Regions from separate parts of the Homo sapiens genome. Here region 2 is linked to region 1. The links are chromatin contacts, found by Hi-C or POLR2A ChIA-PET in ENCODE. All regions are on one chromosome and are shown on one strand. The core of a region is the stretch at or near the end of the contact, and the rest is flanking DNA. Distances in the headings are between cores, read along the strand shown. Region 1 holds the start of LINC02642 (long intergenic non-protein coding RNA 2642). Region 2 holds the start of TAF3 (TATA-box binding protein associated factor 3).

The links. Hi-C counts contacts between places; a loop is a spot of excess contacts on that map. ChIA-PET counts read pairs that join two places held with the same protein, here RNA polymerase II (POLR2A). Pooled maps may share reads with other maps.
Region 2: a pooled map shows a loop between it and region 1 (4-fold over the local background). The contact joins the promoter of TAF3 here to the promoter of LINC02642 in region 1. A Hi-C loop is called at or near these places in 5 of 50 pooled maps. POLR2A ChIA-PET finds 5 or more read pairs at or near these places in 2 of 52 experiments (CD8-positive, alpha-beta T cell and OCI-LY7).

Annotation. Positions count from the first base shown.
Region 1 is chr10:7,471,599-7,478,885 of GRCh38, forward strand. It overlaps LINC02642 (long intergenic non-protein coding RNA 2642), which reads right to left and starts at 1,251. Exons shown (of 4, transcript NR_184109.1): 1 at 1,172-1,251. RefSeq lists enhancers at 390-589, 600-699.
Region 2 is chr10:7,814,620-7,821,906 of GRCh38, forward strand. It overlaps TAF3 (TATA-box binding protein associated factor 3), which reads left to right and starts at 3,886. Exons shown (of 7, transcript NM_031923.4): 1 at 3,886-4,256. The coding sequence starts at 4,091. LOC105376392 (a long non-coding RNA gene) reads right to left here and starts at 3,744. Exons shown (of 3, transcript XR_001747356.1): 1 at 3,633-3,744. RefSeq lists enhancers at 3,562-4,080, 3,893-3,952, 4,081-4,598.

The sequences.
Region 1 (7,287 bases), core at 1-2,500:
TCTCACTATCCATAAAAATGAACACAAAAGGGATCAAAGACTTAAATGTAGGTGCTAAAACTGTAAAACTGCGAGAAAAACACAAAAACATAAGTCTCCATGACCTGAAGGGTTAGGCAATAGTTTCTTTTTCCCCAGAAAGTCTGGCTGACCTTAAAAGAGCCTGCTTCACACAGCATTAAAGATCTGTTTCACACCTGATGCATTACTCTTGCAATAGGCAGGGCTGTCTATGCTATCCTTGTAACATAACTCTTGCTGTGGCTGAAATGAACACACTTAGGCGGTGTACACACACACATACACACATACAGCATGGTCGCAGCCACTCATAAAGCCTGGATCAGTCTCTTCAAATCCTACATGGGCTTCAGCCTAGATAGTCACTGGGAACAGCAACCTCTCAGGGTTAAGCCAGGAACACTACAGTCATGCTGATCCTGAAACTGTTTCAAATATAGCCTGGAGTATTTAATACCTTTATAAACGGAAATGAAACTGGGTTAAAATAACGACCCAAACCAGATGGCGCAAATGTTCTGTTCTCTTCAGAAACTGAAAGAGGAACAAAAAAGAGACTCCTTCCCAAGGGAGCAGGTGCAGCTGCTGGGGAGCATCGGGGCTTTTCCTGAGCGCTGCAGACACCTACAGCCTGGGACCACGTGCTGCTCAGAATGCTCATTCTCTGATTTGTAAGCAATTAATATGGCTGTGACAGCAGCAATCCGGACACAGCAATGCAGAATTCTCAACACAATTCTACTTCCTAGCTCTAGTATTTGCTGAAATGTGCAACAACATGTTCTATAAATCAACTAAAATTTGTTGAGTGTTTACTGTGAGCCAGACACTGTTGTACCAGTATTACTGCAGTAACTCATTTAATCCTTACAACAATCTTACGAGATGGATTCATTTTTCCAAAAATGTACATTGAAACCTAAGCAAGTTAAGTAATATGCCCAATTCATAGAGCTTCTCACCAGAGTTTGGATTCAGGTCATCTGACTCCATAAGCCAGGTGTTTAGCCCTTACTCTCTTTTGCCAAACTGCTAGAATTATAAAAAAAACTGCAAAATGAAATCATTCATTCCTTGGTGTATTTGTTTTCTATTGTCACATTACCAGAAATTTAGCGGCTTTTAAAATAACACAAATTTATTTACTTACAATTTTGAAGATCAGAGTTTGGGGCTAAAATCAAACTGTTGGCAGAGCTTCATTCCTTCTTGAGGCTCTAAAGGAGAAGCTATTTCTTTACCTTTTGCAGCTTCTAAAGGCCGCCTACGTTCGTTAGCTGGTAGCCCCCTCCTCCATCCTCAGAGCTCGTCACTACAGCCTCTGATTTTGCCTCTGCATCTCCTTTCTCACCCTGACTGTCCTGCCAGTCTCTTATCAGGACCCTTGTGATTACACTGGGTCCCACTGAATAATCTGGGATAACCTCCCCATATCAAGTTCCTTAACTCAATCACATCTGCAAAGTCCCTTTGCCATCTAAGGTAACAGATTCACAGGTTCCAGGCCCTGGGATATGGACATCTTTTGGGGATGGTCATTATTCTAACACAAATAAGGAACTAATAAGCCCACCCATGTATCTGCATCATATGTTTCTTAAAAAGAAAAAGAAAAGAAAGAAGAATAAAACACAAGTCTGCAAGTTCATAAAGCACTTAGAAACTATCGGTGGTCAATATGGGGGTCACGTGGAATTGTCCACAATGTCTACTTCTTGGTAGGTTTGTACAAAATCAACAACTGTGAAAAGTTTCACATTAAATTCAAAATCAATAGCAGAGAGAGTTGAGAAAATCCCAAATATGTGGAATTAAACAATACATTCCTAATAACCAATGAATCAAAGAAAAAAAATCACAAGGGAAATTTGAAAATACTTACAGATGAAGGAAAATGAAAATACAACATACAAAAACATATGGAATGCCACAAAAGCTGCTCATAGCAGCAGCATTATTCATTATAGACAAAAAAAGTGGAATAATTCAAATGGCCATTAAATGATGAATGGATAAACAAAATGTGGTATATTCAAACAATGGAGTATTATTCAGCCATTAAAAAGGAATGAAGTGTTGAGACATGTTATGACATGAATGAACCTTGAAAACACCCTGCTCAGGGAAAGGAGCCAGGCACAAAAAGCCACATATTATGATTCCATTTATATGCAATGTCCAGAATAGGCAAATCCATAGAGACAGAAGGTAGGTTAGCAGTTGCCAGGGGCTGGGGGGAGGGAGGAATGGGGAGGACCTTGGTGCCTCACCAGAGCACACACCAGCTAACCTGTGATGGCCATGTGGCATGAATGAGAAACAGACATTTGCTGTTTTATTTAATTTTTTAATTTTTTTTGGGGGAGGGGGACAGAGTTTTACTCTTGTCACCCAGGCTGGAGTGCAATGGCGTGATCTCGGCTCACTGCAAACTCTGCCTCCTGGGTTCAGGTGATTCTCCTGCCTCAGCCTCCCGAGTAGCTGGGACTACAGGAATCTGGCACCACACCCAGCTAATTTTTTTTTATTTTTATTTTTAGTAGAGATGGGGTTTCACCATGTTGGTCAGGCTGGTCTTGAACTCCTGACCTCAGGTGATCTGCCCACCTCGGCCTCCCAAAGTGCTGGGATTACAGGCATGAGCCACCGCGCCCAGCCCATTTGCTGTTTTAAACCAGTGAGATCTGGGGCCTTGTTTATTATCATGGAATTCTAGTCCGTCCTGATTAACAGAGGGTAATGGATAACCCGAGGGCATTTTTCCAATATCCCAAAGGGATGGATAATTAATTACGCCCCCCCCCCCTTCTATTTGGAAATTTCACTGCAAGTTCTTCTAAGTACTCTTAGGACAGGCAACAGCTGAGTGGTCCCGATGAGCCCAGGACATCTCTGATTATTTGAATGGACTTCTCTTTCCCCTCCAGGTGCAGCTGGCTGTAGCAGAATGTGGTTTGAGAGTCCCAGCAGCGCCCTGAGGCCTCTGCCTGCTGAGTTCCTCCCATGAGTCTTCAGTCTCCAAGAACTGAGCTCTACTCTCACGGGCCCCAGCCTCACTCACAGGGACCCTCCAGTCACCTTTTTTATTTTCTATTTTTATTTATTTTTTTGAGGTGGAGTCTCGCGCTGTCACCTAGGCTGGAGTGCAGTGGCGTGATCTCAGCTCACTGCAACCTCTGCCTCCTGGGTTCAAGTGATTCTCGTGTCTCAACCTCCCCAGTAGGTAGGATTGAAGGCGTGCGCCACCACGCCCGGCTAATTTTTGTATTTTTAGTAGAGATGGAGTTTCGTCATGTTGGCCAGGCTGGTCTCGAACTCCTGACCTCAGGCAGTCACCTCCTTTAGATGATGGCCTTTCTTTGGGGGTTTCTCTGTTGTCCCCACCTCTGCCACTGTCCCTGTATTCTACCCTGCCTCCCTAATCTACCCACCCTGGACTAGACTGAAAGACCTGGACCTGGATTGAATGTGGAACATCTCTTACCGGACTTGGTTGTAGGAATATGACCATGCATTCATTGCAGATGCAAGTTAAAGAAGAATATTTTAAATATTGTTGGCTTAAGCCAGGCGGCAAAATATTCAAACATAAAATCTCAGATGCAGCCAAATCAGAACAGCGTGTTCTGGTGACGCGTTTCGGCAAACGCAATCATTCACGGGCTCCTCTGAGCCTAATTAAGCAAAAGCCCAGCTGGGGGCTACAGGAAAAACAACTGTGGATTCTACCTTCATTGCAACAGGTTACAACTGCTGATTTATGCCTCTCGGCAGGAACAACTGGCCCTGGGCCAGGGAGATCACGGAGGCAGCCAAGGAGCCCATGGGTTGCCCCCCTATCCCGGTCCACCCCACGGTGAGGACAGTGCCCTCAGTCACCAAATGCTCAGGATTTACATGAAGTGGGGTAGTCAGAAACTGCAGAGAGTCCATGGAAAGATAGGGGTCACCTCTTGGGGACAGCCAGGACCAGCCCTGCACTGAGTCAACACTTCTGCTGTTCTGCCCCTGAGCCTTTGCTCCCCCATCTCTCGCCGGTCGTTTCCTGCCAAGCGTCTGGTGCCTTCCTGCTGATCCCAGCTGTTTCTTCCCAGGGGCGTCCTAGCAACCATTCAGCCCTTGCATCCTTTCCTTTGAAAGGCCACCAGTCTCCCTCCTTCCCTCGAGCAGGAGGACCGCAGAGCGCACCCTGACGGAAGCGTTCACACTCAAGTGTTTATGGTTGCGTGTCTTCTTGCACAGGGATGTCTGCGTTTCCAATACCGGCTTCTGGACAGGACTCACTCCGAGAAATAAATGTGTAATGGATATTTCTTTTCTAGAACAAATGGGGTGGAAGTGGGAGTTTTGGCATCTCTTGAAATTTCATTTCGAGGTAAAATTTCATTTTGAGGTAAAATTATGAGAATTTCATTTCATTGTAAGGCCGTTCTTGCTGGCCAACTGAAATGTGTGTTGGAAGAAATGCAAGGGGCTCTTACGAAGCAGATGTTCAGGGCAGCACAGACGCTCATAGGCTCAAGAGCAGACAGACAGGGAAGGAGCTAAAAAGGGAAAGCTTTTTCTCAGATAGCACAGCTAGTTCCTAAGACTAAGGGTCATGCCCCAGCTGCTGCAGCATTTTCCCAAGTTCTCTGTTTCTTCTAAAATCACACATTTTCTCAGTGCTTTTTGGCTTACTACCTTTAATAGGCATATAAACGTTTTAAAAACTCATATCAGTATTGATAGCTTTCCTATAGATTAAACGTATTCTTAAACTCCCACTGCCCACATCCACCAAATAGAAACACAATGAATTTTAAGGCAAAAGCACTCCTTGCTTTAAGGTACCCGTAATATTACCCGCTGTGATATTGTTGTCTGTCCCACTATAAATCGTGTCCCATTATTATGAATAATTATCTTTCAATAAGGGTTAATTTAGAATTCTACACTCTTTCTTTTTTTTTTTTAAATTAAAATGTGTGGTGGCTCACATCTGTAATCCTAGCACTTTGAGAGACTGAGGCCAGGAGTTCCAGACCAGCCTGTCTCTACAAAAAAAAATAAAATTAAATTAAAATTAAAATAATAAAAAAAAATTTTAATTAAATGTGTGTGCCCTTACTGTACTTATTTTCTCTTTATGAAAATGTATATTTTTTCTTATGACTTAAACACCACGCTAGGTTTTATTACAGAAAATCTAGAAAACAGAAATTATAAATAAGAAAAATCTTTCTGGCTGGGTGCAGTGGCTCACGCTTGTAATCCCAGCACTTTAGGAGGCCAAGGCAGGCGGATCACCTGAGGTCGGGAGTTCAAGATCAGTCTGGCCAACATGGTGAAACCCTATGTCTACTAAAAATACAATAAATTAGCCAGGCATGGTGGCATGTGCCGGTAATCCCAGCTGCTTGGGAGGCTGAGGCAGGAGAATCGCTTGAACCTGGGAGGCAGAGCTTGCAGTGAGCTGAGATCGTGCCACTGCACTCCAGCCTGGGCCACAGAGCGAGACTCTGTGTCAAAGAAGAAAAGAAAAATCTTTCGTAAGTGCATGACAAGGAATTCTCCCAGCAATTTATTCTCAGCATATATATGCGTATATATACATATTTTTTAAAAAATCAGAATCACACTATATTTAGTGCAAACTTTTTTTGTCATTTAGTAGAGTGTATTTTTTTCTAATGTTCAATATTCTGCTGTGTGATAGACATGCCAAATCCATCTCTAGACTCTATCCTTTCCCCTGAATTTAACTGGAAGAGTTGACCCTATGCACCATGTGATCCCAATTCAGAACATCTCTTCACTTATGCCCACCAAATACCTTCCCCACACCCGTGATTGGACCAGGTCTGGATTAGACTCAAATTGAGTCAATCAGAATCTCTCTCCCAGTAATTTGGAATTAGTCTGTTGCTAGGGTCTGTTTGTGTTTCCCTAAATTCATAAGTTGAAAGCTATTCCCTCAGTGGGATGGTATTAGGAGGTGAGGCTTTTGGGAGGTGATTAGGTCATGAGGGTGGAGCCCTCATGAATGGGATTGGGGCCTTTATAAGAGAGGCCCCAAAGAGATTCCCCACCCTTTTCACCGTGTGAGGAAACGGTGAGAAGGTGGGTGCCTGTTAACGAGGAAGTGGGCCCTCACTAGACACTGAGTTTGCTGGCAACTTGGTCTTGGACTTCCCAGCCTCCAGAACTGTCAGAGATAAATTTCTGCTGTTTATAAGCTTTCAGTTTATGGTATTTTGTTATAGCAGCCAGAACTTACTGAGACAGGCCTGTAAGGCTGAGTCCCTTAGACCATGATGAAGGCCTGTGTGCTGTACAGTTGAACAGCGTCCGGGCAGACACGGCTAAAATCCAAAGAATGTGCTCCATGCAAAGGGAATTCATGAGGGAGTGGAGACAGCATGAGTAGGCCAAGTGAGATTATCTAAAAAGAGAAGCAGAAAATGAGAGTAGACCTGTTGAGAGAGGCAGGGACAAGATGCCACAGGTGTTCATGGATGAGACAGTGGGCAGCCCTAACACCTGCTCCACGCCCCACGTGCACTGGCTGAACTTCTCATCCTCATGAGTTTGCTTGTTTTGACTTTTGAGTAATTTGCGTTTTTACTTACTTTACTCATTCAAGTCGATTTCACCTGAAGAGCACTGACTAAGAAAATCATAGTTACTTTAATAGCTGCCTAGTTTTCTAGTGTATAAATATACCATAATTCATGTAATCAAGTCCTTTTTGGTTAGATATTAAGATGTTTCTATGTCTTAACTATTCTATTTAATAAAGAACACTATAATAACTATCATTCCAACTAAACGTTTGCAAATATTTCCTTAAGGTCAAATATGCAATCAAATGGGATTGCATCAGATGAGAAACTATGGGTCAAGAAAATTAATATCATTTGTGCATTTCATTCCCGGTAGCGAGATGTCTGAACATTTCTGTTTTCTGCATCCTCGCCAATATTAGGTTGACTACTGAAAAAAGAAACAATTCTGCCAATTAAAGTAGTTAAAAATGTTGTCTCCTCATATTAATTTAGATTTCTTTGATGCCTGGAATTGCACATACTTTCCTCTATTTATTGCTCAGTTCATTTTCTTCCAATACGAAATGTTTATTCATGTCTTTTACTCATTTTCTTCTATTTAGATGCTCATTTATATCTTTTTGATTTGTGAGTGCTCTCTCTCTCTCTCTGTGTCTGTCTGTCTCTCTCTCTCTCTCTGTCTCTTTGGTTTTGCTTTTGGCTTTCGGTTTGTTTTTTC
Region 2 (7,287 bases), core at 2,636-5,135, 350 kb after region 1:
CATCTTGAAGGGTGAGAGTGAACTGTTGTAAACTTAGCCAAGTAGTAACCCTGGTTGCAGTTGCTGTGCCAGATGTGGTGTCTTTGCTAGAACAGATAGACATTGTCTCAAGCATATGGCATGCGGTCATTGGCTGGTGAAAGTTGTCTTTTCCATCCCAAACAGAAAGGATCAGAAATAGTTTCTATTCAGTTGGAACAGGCAACAGTATACATTTTGGTCTTGTCCTAGAGCTATGTTAATTCTCTCACCCTGTGTCATCATACACAGACGGTCCCCAACTTAACGATGGTTTAATTTATGATTTTCAACTTTGCGATGGTACAAATGGAATATGCATTCAGTAGAAACCACACTTTGAATTTTGATCTTTTCTCAGGCTAGCAATATGTGGTACCATGCTCTCTCATGATGCCGGACACAGGCTGTGAGCCACAATTCCTAGTCAGCCATGTGATAACGAGGGTAAACATTCATTGTGATAAGAAATAGATATATACTCTGGGTATGGATTTGCCTTTCCTGCTCATCTTGTTTGAGCCACTGGGTTCCCATATCACGCTATGTCAGCCTAAGGGGCCCATTTTACAATAAAGGAAACGTGGGAGTGGGCACAAGGCTATGAAACCCACGGGTCATATCATACACCACACCACTCAGAAGCTGTCAGCCTGGCAGAGCAATGGAATAGACTTTTTTAGGCACAATGAAAGCACCAGCACACAGGCAATACCTTCTGAGGATGGGCCTGATCCCCTAGGCTGCTGTGCACTCTTTAAGCCAACAACCTTTTTTCTTTTTGTAGAGACAGGGTCTCACTGTTGCCCAGGCTGGAGTGCAGTGACTCGATCATAGCTCGCCGTAGCCTCAAACTCCTGGGCTCAAGTTATCTTCTGGCCTCTGCCTCCTGAGTAGCTGGGGCTAATTTCTTTATATATATATATATATATATATATATATATATATATTTTTTTTTTTTTTTTTTTTTTTTTTTTTTGTAGAGATGGGGGTTTCACTATGCTGCTAGGGCTTGTCTTGAACTCCTGGCCTCAAGCCATCTACCTGCCTTGGCCTCTCAAAGTATTGAGATTAAAGGCATGAGCCACTGTGCCCCACCAAGTCAATGACTTCTGTGATGCTGGGTTCCCAATAAGTAGATGACACAGGGTGGAGACTGGGGTTTCTCCACTTACATCACTCCCAGGGACCCACCTGGGAAATTGTTCTTCCTGTCCTGCCACTCTGGGTTCTCCAGGTTTACAGATCCCATTTCCAAAAGGGGGAATGCTTTCACCAGAGGACCTAGCAGGAGTCCCACTGAAACATTAGCTACAGTTGCTGCCTGGGCACTTCCACTGAGACTGCAGCTAAGAGAGGAGTCATCTTTAGGAGGGGGATGGGCTCCTATTACAGAGTGGGAGGCAAGGTGGAGTGTTTGGTTTCCACATGGTCTGTTTGGGTGCCTCTTGCCCAATTTTGGGTATTCTCTTCCCCAGTTCTGATGGTACAAGGACGAGTTCAGCAGCCACAGTCTGAAAAGGGCCTGGAAACCAGGGGCTCAGACCTGCACATGAGGGTCTGCATCATGCCACCAAATAAGCTACTGAGACCAGAAGTGAGAGAAATGTAGGCCTGAGGAGGAGAATACTGAGTATCAGCTGAGGCCTGGCTGCAGCAGTCGGGGCTCTAATTTGTCTCCTGACCTTCCTCTTTAATGTTTTCCCCAGGGAAAGGGCCCCCTCCAGAATCCTGGAGGAGCTGTTCCTCAAACCAAGAAGTGTCTCTGAGGGTAAAATAGATGAACTGTGATGAATGCTCTAATCCACTGCTCAGAGCCCCCTCAGGACTGAAGGACTTCAGCTGTCCTTGGAATTGAATGGACTCAGCTGCAGTGTTCCTTTGCCTGAGAGCACACACCCTTTCCCAGGTAGCCCTCATGCAGTGACCTGTTCCTATGGGAATATAAAGGTCCAGTCTTCTTGTTTGGATTCAGGGAAGCTCTGAAGGGCCACTCCAGCTTCTGCACACTATGGCATTGGCTTGGCTGAGGCTTTCTTGCCAAGGAATTCACTGCACCCTGGCTTTCACTCCTTCCCCCAAGTCCCAGGAGGATCCCTCAATGAACTTTCTGCAGGCTCATCTCTATTTCAGAGTTGACTTCCTGGGGAACCAAGCCTGTGACATATGGTCTTGTGTATAGTTATGTGGGGGAATGTTCTTGTTTTGGGGTGATACATGTCGAGGTGTGGTGGGGTTAAGTGTCATGAAGTTTGCAGCTTATTTTCAAACTGCTGGAAAAAAAATACCTGCGTGCATATATAAATACAAAATATATAGTAAATTGGCAAAATGTTAACAATTGGTGAATCTAGTTGAAGTGTACACGTGAGTCTATGATTTTGTTTCAACTTTTCTGTAGGTTTGAAATTTTCCGAAATAAAATCCCCTCCCCTATACACAGAAAGGCAAATGAAGAGGAACAAACACCCAGGGTGGCGGCGGTAGCGGGACAGATTTGTGAAATCCAAGGCGCAAGAGAGTTTCAATGTTACAGAAGCGTTCAACATTATCAAATAGCTACAAAATAATCAAGTACGGCTAGGACTGAAAAATGTCTCATAGATTTAGCAACACAATGTTCCTGATAACTTGGGGACAGAGTGTCCAGGGAGTAAATGCAGGCACCTTGCCCTTTAGTACCTTGCTTCTCTGCAGATCGTCATTTAGCTGAAGAACCATAATTTCAGTTCTATTATTGAGTTTCCCAGACTTTGAAAAATGTGAATATCATGTTCAAAGTTCTGGAATAGTCCCTGTCGGAGGAATATAGAGCCACTCATAAACTCGCAATTTATTGGAGGAGCACATAAACTAAATACACTGTGATAAGTACAGAAGGGCATATTTAAGAAACCGCATAGTTCAGCCACTACAATCGGGCGACCTGCAGGCTGAATCTAGACTAACCGTGGGATCAGTTTGGCTTTTGAGATGTGTTCCCAATTCTGTATTTAAAAATCAAGATATTTATCCCTAAATCCGATTTCTGGCAATACTTGGATGGAGCTGGGAGAAGGCTCTGGGGTAGGCAACCGTTCCCAGGACACTCGGCCTGCGACACCGGTTTAAGGCTCGGTTTGGCCTCTGTAGGCAGCCGAGGTCCCCATCCCCCGATAGGTCACAGCCGCGATGCTCAAATCGCACACTATAGCCCACAGGCAGCTTACCTGTTTTTTTTAAAAAAAAAAAAAAAAAAAAAGTTTTATTGGAACCAGGGCTGGGATTAGAATGACATGAGTGAGTCAGGAGTTTATGGCATGGATTTGGATTTTTTTAAAAAAACTGTTAAAATATTATCGATCTTGATGACTGAGTTTTTTGAGGCCCCCATTAATTTGGCACAGAGTCCTCCTAGTTCCTGCCCTATTGCGAAGGGCTTTGAAGGGCATGCGGAACAGCTTGGACTTTATTTAATCTTTGCAGTGGCAAGCAGCTCAATACACAGATTTTTAGCTGAGGCAACACCAGCGCAGGTCTGCGTTTGGCGAGCTCCGTAAGTTCCCACGCCCCAAACTTCTCTCTAGCACATAACTCTCTAATATGACTAACGTTATTAGTGCTAACTCTCTAACCTGTCAATGTCGTATCCCAGATCCCTCGTTTGCCTCTAAAACACTGGCGTTTTCGTCACCGCTGTCCCCCAGGTGAGCGCCCCAGCACCTGCCGCCCTGGGCGCCTCCTCCACCTGCGCGCCCCACGCCCGCTTCCGGCCGGCTTCCAGGCCTCAGAGGCGATCCCGAGGAATCGTTCCGCTCCCAAGGGGCGGAGCTTTCTCATCGCCGCGCTCGGCATTCGGCTTATGCTGCCTCGCCCCGGCGGCCGTCCAGCGGGAGGCGGAGCGAGTCCAAAATGGCGGCTCTCAGGCTGGCGCGCTCCGTGCTGCTGGGGCTTTGAGGTGGTCGCCGGGGGTCCGGGGGACCCTTTCCCCGCCGCGGAAGCCCTAGAGGATGAATCGGGGACCCTGCTAAGGTCTGGCGGCGGGGCTGGAGAGCAGTGGCAGCAAGGGCTGCGGTGGCGTCCACGCAGCGGGATGTGCGAGAGTTACTCCAGGTCGTTGTTGAGGGTCTCGGTGGCGCAGATCTGCCAGGCGCTGGGCTGGGACTCGGTGCAGCTCAGCGCCTGCCACCTCCTCACGGACGTGCTGCAGCGCTATCTGCAGCAGCTGGGCCGGGGCTGCCATCGGTACTCTGAGCTCTGTGAGTACCGGGCTGGGTGCGGGAGGGCTGCCCCGGCAAGTCAAGGGTGACACCTTCGCTCTCCCTGTCCCTCCGCGTCCCCGGGGTGTGCATCCCGCACCCCGCCTCGAGATCTGCTGTTTCCTCGGCCTCCCACGTCCCTGGGCTTCCACTGCCGCTCCAAACTCTAGTCATCCTTCGGGTGCCTCTTCCTTATCCGCTAACTTCCCGCCACCAGCCCGGGAGTCGGGTCTTCGCTCCCAGCTCCACACCCTCCTACCGCTCCTCCGCTCTGAATTGTGTCTGGATCTCTCTCATTGTCTCCTGTTTGCTGCGGGTAGATCCACCCCCAGCGTGCCCTACACCCTCTTTTACCTCGGTCCTTTTTCTCCCTTGCCCGCAAACTACTACAACTAGTTGTCACAGGCGCTCCGTCTACCGGCCGTTTCTTACAAGACTGGCCATTCCTGGGCTCCTAACTACATAGACTCGTTGACAGCTCTGCTCCGTTAGGGACACTGCCTCGTCTTTCTGTATCTGTTCGTTTCGTGAACGACATCTCCATTTACTGTTTTTCCAAGGCTGACTTTGTCAGTTTCGCTGATTAGATGTACTTTCACTTACGTCTCGGTTACCAGTGAGATGTCAGTGGCTATCGAAGTAGGATAGAGGGACCGTGGGCAGTTGACAAGATTCTCCAGGTAATCTGGGCTACAGTACTTATGAGTTTTAAATGAATGTCTGGTAATATCTATAGCTAGTGGTATTTAATAATTTAATGGAAGGAATGGAATATTTTAATAGAAGCTCCACATTATCTTGTTGATGTGAAGCATTGTATGTGTGTTTGTTGAGGAGAGGAAACTACCACTCATTTTAGTTTCAAGTCATGATGTTTAAGGTGGTGAGCTGGAGAACTGAATGAAGTGTTTCATAGGATATTTTGTTTTGTTAAAGTGGTTCCTATACTGGAAAATTGAGACTCACAGACACACGCTGTATTTCTTAGGCCCCAAGTTTCGTTCCCGCTTCCACAGGGCTGCCAAAATAATCTGTCCATAGCACAGATCTGATCCTGTCATTATTCTTAAAAACATTTTAACTATACTTCGTTGGTTACAGGCTAAAAATCGAAACTCTTAGCAGTACACAGTTCCCTTTGTGAGCTAGCATTTTGCTTACCTTTTGCCAGCCTGCCATGCTAATCTGCGACCACGCTGAGCTACCTGCCTTTTCCAAAATGTTTTAAGCTGTCCATTCCTACATGCGTGCTGTTTCTTACCTAGAGTGTCCTTTGCCCGTGGCCCACCAATAGTATTACTTTTATTTTCAGATGCACTTATCACTTGCTCTAGGGAACTCATGTTATCTGCTTTCATAATTCTGTGCATATTTCTTTTATATTATTTGTCATCTTGTTTTGTAATCACCTGTGTATGTCTCTTTCCCCTCTCCAGGAGAAAAATTGATTATATTTGTATTCTGTAACCTGTAGGGCCATTATATAATAGGCACCTGAGAAATATTTGTTGAATAAATGAATGAACTGATAAACCACTACCCTAAAAGCCACTTATTGACTTTACATATTGAGTTCCAAAAATGTATATGTTTTGAATGCTTGATTTCACTGATACTTCTATTACTCTTCTTCTTTTGAGACAGGGTCTCACTCTGTCGCCGAGCGTGGAGTGCAGTGGTGCGATCTTAGCTCTCTATAGCCTCGAACTTCAGGGCTCAAGTGATCCTCCCGCCTCAGCCTTCCAAGTAGCTGGGACTACAGGGATACGCCACCATGCCTGGCTAATCTTTTTATTTTTTGTAGAGATGTGGTCTGGTTATATTGCTCAGGCTTGTGTCAAACTCCTGGGCTCAAGTGATCCTCCTGCCTCAGCATTTCAAAGTGCTGGGATTACAGGCATGAGCCACCATGCCCAGCTCACTGATACATCTGAATGTGGAACCACAAAGTAATATGCGTGCATTTTTATCTTGAAAGTACATCACCAGCTGACTACTCTTCTGGCTTTTGTTTCTTTTTCCTCTGGCCTCCGCTGCAGTGGTCCTTGAGTATACCGTTAGTGATAGGCTAGGCTAGGCTAGGCTAGGCATAGTCCAGATTATGTTTGCTACCATGTATCTTTAGATATTCAAAATGTCTCCTGAATACATAGTTACCTTTACTGCCATTTATACAAAACAGAAGGGAGCTGCCACTCTATGTGACTAGGTATTCCAAAGTCATCCAGGGGTCACTGCAGCTCTTCAGTGTAAACCTTGTTCCTAATTACCAAGTTTCCGTAGCCAGTTTCTTGGTTTCAGTGAGAATGAGATTGTCAGGTTCATTATTCCCACGTAATTTGGTGACTTTTTTTTAATGCTAATTTTGGTATACTTATTAGATATTTTTAGATTCTTTTTTCTATACCAGCCTTATTCTAAAATCAAATTCTGTAGCTCCAGGTTACCACTATGGAATCTTGTATTCCACCCCTTTAAATCCTTTCTGTTGTTTTAACAAACACTTACTGAGCATCACTTACGAACCAACCCCTGTACTAGGCATTGGAGACATAAAATTACTAAGATACAATCCCTGACCATAAGGTGTGTTCAAGAGTTCCAGAATGTCAGGAAACAACAAACTGATGGTGTTTGTTTCTTCTAAAAGAAATGTTCTCAAGTTAAAGCAAGTATTAGAAGTTACCATTAATTCAAATAATGAACAAATAATGAACTTAAGAATTGCCTTAGGGTAACAATGTCTCCAAGCATTCAAGGGCAGATGTCTCTGTCGGTGTCACATTATATGTTAAATATGTTGGCATGTACTGAAAGCAGGTGCTAAATCTTTCAGACTGACTCTTCAACACTAGTACTGTAATATTTTTTTGCATGGTACAGGGAGTAAATGTAAAAGGGATAAGAGGAGAGATGGCTGTAGGCTATAGATTCTGGGGTAGGATTACTTCACAGAAAAGATAAGATTTGAGTTGAGCTGTGAAGTATGGTTGTATAAAGGTATAGAGTATTCCAGCTTAGAGAATCACAT